2 separate regions of the Homo sapiens genome follow, and region 1 is linked to region 2. Evidence: chromatin loops called from intact Hi-C (ENCODE). Cell type or tissue: heart right ventricle. All regions are shown on one strand.

What was found. Hi-C counts contacts between places; a loop is a spot of excess contacts. Peaks named below come from ENCODE experiments on the same cell type or tissue, not always from the same donor. Only the 100,000 strongest peaks of a DNase experiment are listed, where the experiment ranks them.
Region 1: it touches region 2 in a loop (5-fold over the local background); 19 of 110 quality-filtered maps call a loop at or near these places.

The regions. Positions count from the first base shown.
Region 1 is chr11:44,281,099-44,283,598 of GRCh38, reverse strand. All of the region lies in intron 1 of ALX4 (ALX homeobox 4), which reads left to right. Among named protein-coding and RNA genes, the nearest start is that of ALX4, 28 kb to the left of the region's middle. In heart right ventricle, no CTCF peak of the experiment used is centred here; no DNase peak of the experiment used is centred here.
Region 2 is chr11:44,611,062-44,613,561 of GRCh38, reverse strand. The region is part of intron 6 of CD82 (CD82 molecule); the gene reads right to left. Among named protein-coding and RNA genes, the nearest start is that of CD82-AS1, 7.0 kb to the right of the region's middle. RefSeq lists silencers at 1,327-1,376, 1,447-1,526. In heart right ventricle, no CTCF peak of the experiment used is centred here; no DNase peak of the experiment used is centred here; H3K27ac peaks cover 1,335 bases.

The DNA of each region.
Region 1 (2,500 bases), 330 kb after region 2:
AGCGAGACTCTGTCTCAAAAAAAGAAACAACGTGCAGAATAAAGACTATCAGGAAGGATCTTCCATTTATGGAAATATCATCCTTTATTTAACCAATCCCCTATTGTTGAATATTTTGATTACTGTCGGTTTTCCTACATATTAAACTATGACATGATGAACGTTCTCTCTAGTGAATGCTTACCATCATTTATTGAGTAAATTCCTAGAAGTGAGATTTCTGGGTGAAGGCATATAAACTTTTAATTTAGTTTTTGTTTTATATATATGAACACAATTTTGTATTTTCTTTTTAGTTACATTTTTTAAAATTTGAAAACAACATGCTGTAAATTTTTTTTTTTTTTTTTTGAGATGGAGTTTTGCTCTTGTTGCCCAGGCTAAAGTGCAATGGCATGATCTCAGTTCAGTGTAATCTGCACCTCCCGTGTTCAAGCGATTCTCCTGCCTCACCCTCCCAAGTAGCTGGGATTATAGGTGGCTGCCACCATGCCCGACGAATTTTTGTATTTTTAGTAGAGATGGGGTTTCACCGTGTTGGCCAGGCTGGTCTCAAACTCCTGACCTCAGGTGATCCACCATCCGCCTCTGCCTCTCAAAGTGCTAAGATTACAGGCGCAAGCCACCACGCCCAGCTGTAAAAAACTTTTTGGTATATACTTTTATGAGTTTTAACACACTCATGTATAGATTCATGTATTCACTGCCACAGTCAGGATACAGAATAGTTCCATCACACCAGTGCAAGCCCTTTGTAAACAAACCTTCCCCCTCCTCCTACACCTGGCAACCAGTGATCTGTTGCCTAGAGTCCCCGTAGTTTTGCCTTTCCCAGAATTCATGTGCTAGCTGAGTGCAGTTGCACTTCATGTAAATTTGAGACTGGCTTTGTTTACAGACCCTAAGGCCACCTTTCAGATTCATCCATGTCATTGTCAACAGTTCTTTCTTTTCACTGTGGAGTCGATCCATGGCCTGGATAGACCACAGCTTGCGTCTCCATTCCCCTGTCAAAGGACACTTGGGGGTGTCTCCATTTCGGGGTGATTCTGAATAGAGCTGCTGCAGACATTTGCCTATGGGTTTGGGTTCCTCTCCTCTTAAAATAAGTCATTATTTCTGTAGGGTAAATACCTAGGAGTGGGATTGCTGGGTCATGAGGTCAGTGTTAGTTTAACTAGATAAGACACCGCCCAAGTGTTTGCACTGTGATGGATGGGAGTTCCGGGTGCTCCATACATCGCCGTAACTTGGCATCATCAGGTCTTATTCCCACTGTGATAGGCACATAGTGGTATCTCATTGTGCTTTTAATTTGCATTTCCATAGTGGGTAATGAGGTTGAGCATATTTCATGCTTATTTGCTCCCTGTAGATCTTCTTGGGTGAAGTGTCTGCTAGAATATTTTGCCCACTTTTTGTTAAATATTACTATTAACTACACTCCACACTTTATTCAGATTTCACTGGCTTCCCCCAATGTCCTTTTACTGTTCCAGCATTCCCCCCAGAACACATTGATTACACTTAGTCCTCATGGTTCCTTGGCCTCCTCTAGTCTGGGGCAGTTTCTCAGACTTTCCTTATTTCGAGAGCATTTCAGGGCTTGGGTTGGTGGCTGTGGGTGAGCAGGATGGCCTGTGCCACTGGCTAGCCTGAGGACTGCCATTTCCACCCCACCCTCTGCTGAAGATTGGCAGCCCCTTGAGGGCCGGGACACTGTCTGTCTCTGCAAACAGCTGTGCCCCGTGCATGTGTGCTGAAATCTAAGCCCAGTCACTACTACCCCTTTGGCATTATTTATTGGGACTGGAGCTAAATTAGGGACATTCAAGTTGAGCTCTGGACAGACCCCAGTGTCAGATGAGGTGGGGTGGGGACGTGATCAATGGCTAAACTTTAACCTCCGCCCTCACCCCCACAGGACCGTTTGGACAGCAGTGGGTTTAGTCAGTGCCCTTTCAATAGCATGAAAGGGCCTCATGCTGGCCTGTTTTTTTTAAGGAGATTACATCGGTGTGTGCACTCCGCCACAGGGTGTGTGGGGCCAGCTCACCCGAGAACAGAGCAAGCGGCATGTCCCCCACAAAGCAGATGTTTGGAGGAAAAATAGATGTAATCAAAACCATGGAGGATAAAATGACTGAGACCCCTTAGCGCCATATGCATGGGCCTGTGCACGGCTCCACACAGGCCCACACCACCCATGTCCACACCCACCCACGCGGATCTGCACCCACACACAACTGCCCACGGGGACACACATCCCACTTGTGTGCCTGCGCTTGACCACACAAGCATGCACACTCCACAAACCTATCCACAAGCAACTACACATATGTTCCCCACACCCACTCACAATGGCAGACTTGTGCCACAGGCCCTCGGGTGTACATCTGTACATACAGATGCTACCAGCACCCTCTCCCTAAAATGGCTCTAGAAGGTCATTCTTTAAATCACGGCCAAAAAAAAAAAGAAAGAAAGAAAAAAGAAAAAT
Region 2 (2,500 bases):
CCTGAGACACCTCGCCTGGCCCAAATCTACATCTTGCCTATGCTGGTCCTCACCCTGCTCAGGAATTAAGGGTTCCTTCTTGTGGTGGAGAGCAGCACCTGCTCTCAGCTAACCCCACAGAGAAAACACTGATTTACAAAGCAGGCAGAGAAGGGGTTTCTAAATAAGTCAGTTGTGCAAAAGGAGGCAAACCCAGAGCCCGCTGAGGGCAGGGCCTCCCTCGGCGATAAGCAGGCCTGGGTGGGAGGGGAGCCTCCGAGAGCCAGCCCCTGCCTGGCTCCACCTAGCCTCTCACATGGACCTTGCCCAGAGACCTTTCAGGGCAAATGCATGGTTGGACTGGTCAAGGCAGTGGGGGCGAGGGACCCTAGAAGGCAGGGATGCCAAGGAGAAGGCCACACACCTTCCCACCTCGGTTCCTGAGAAGGAAGAATTGGGAGAAATGAGACAGGTACTTCCAGGTGGGGTTTCAGAGCCTGACTCCCAGGGAACCCTGTTGGTGGAGCTTCCAGCAGCTCCCCATGGGCAGTCCTTGAATGAACGCTGTGCTCAGAGAACCCATATCCTGCAGATGGACCTGCAGCCCTGGCTCCTCACCCAGCTCCCTTGGTTAAATTAATGCTGGGGCTGGCCATGGTGGCTCACGTATGTAATTCCAGCACTTTGGGAGGCCAAGGTGGGCAGATTACGAGCTCAGGAGATCGAGACCATCCTGGCTAACATGGTGAAACTCCATCTCTACTAAAAAAAAATACCAAAAATTAGCTGGGTGTGAATGGCAGGTGCCTGTAGTCCCAGCTACTCGCGAGACTGAGACAGAAGAATCGCTTGAACCCGAGAGGTGGAGGTTGCAGTGAGCCGAGATCACGCCACTGCACTCCAGCCTGGGCGACAGAGCCAGACTCCATCTCAAAAAAAAAAAAAAAAAAAAAAAAAAATTAATGCTGGGAAACCAGCCTCTGATGACGCTCCCTGCCCTTCTCTCAATAAAGCTCTCAGCATGATATTTAAAAAAAAAAAAAAAAAGCCCTTATACAGAGTTCTGCAATTTACAAAGCTTTCCTGTCAGTAATTAATCCCAACACTAATAGTGGCTAACTTTTATCAAATGTTTGTTATGTACCTGGTGCTGTGGTAAGCACTTTAAATGTATTATCTCAACTGAATCTTCACAGCAGACCTATGGCCTAGGTATTCACCCCATTCCCTCATTATAGAGATGCAGAAAACAAACCCAGAGAGGTTAATTAACTTGCCCAAAGTCACACAGCCAACATGCGGAAGAAGTGAGGTTTGCACACAGGCTTGGCTGATTTCAGAACCCAGGTTTTTACCTATTAAGCTTTATTGGCATTTAAACCACACGGCTATACCCAGTTTTAACCAGGGCCCAGAAAAGCTAAGTGGTTTGCCTGAGTCACATAGCTGGGGCTGTCTGCCAGGTGATCTGACATCTCGGGTCCACCTCTCAACCCCAGTGGGTGGGTGATCCCCACGGTGTGGAAAGGAGGGGCTCTCTAGAAGCATCTGTGCGGAAAGCTGCCTCTCCCACATCCTTCCCCACCCACCCAGCTTCCTCACAACATGTTGCACTGAGGCTCTGTTTAAACCCCAGCGTGGTTGTCACAGCAGCCTGGACTTCCCTGTTTCTCTCCCAGCCTCCCTGAAATGAGAAGGTGATGGAAGCTGGGTGGTTTCCACCTAGATGGGTGGTTTCCATGGAAACACCACAACATCTTTCAGTCCAGAATGTGGTTGAGGGACACACCTGGGCCACGGGGACCATGGCCACAGGGGCTGGTTCAGCTTGGAGCTGATGCTCAGGAGGCCTGTGCTGGGAGTGCAGGGAGGTCACCCTGGCAACCAGGTAGCTACTGAGACAAAAAGGACAGGGAGGTAGCAGGAGAAGACATTCATGAGCTCCCTCCATCCCCCCAGGGACCGCTCCATTGTTTCTGCCTGCCCTGCAGAAACCCACTCCTTGGATGTAACCACCCTTCTATTTCTCCATGGAGCTGAGGAGGCCCCACTCCCTCGATGCCAGAAGCAGGCAAAAGACCTGGGCTGCCACTCAGTGCCATCCACATCACAGGCACGGCGAGTGGTTCAGAGATGGGCTTGAGACCCATGCTCACATACCCGGCCCTCTTTCCATCAATGTGGTAGGATGAGGACCTGGGCTACCCTCAGGCTCCACTGGGGACAGCCTGCCCGAGAAGGGAGCCAACAGAGGAGGGTAGGGCTGAAGGGTGAATAGGGACAGCAGCAGCCTTTGGGATCCAGCTGAGCCTTCTGCTGGCTCTGGCTACTTTCAGTTGAGTCACTGTCACATGCCATAAAGAGTCCTGCCCAGGGCCAGCTGCATAATTTACACCTAGTGCAAAGCAAAAATGCAGGGCCCCTTGTTTAAAAATTATTAAGAATTTCAGCTGGGCGTGGTGGCTCACACGTGTAATCCCAACACTTTGGGAGGCCGAAATGGGCAGATCACTTGAGGTCA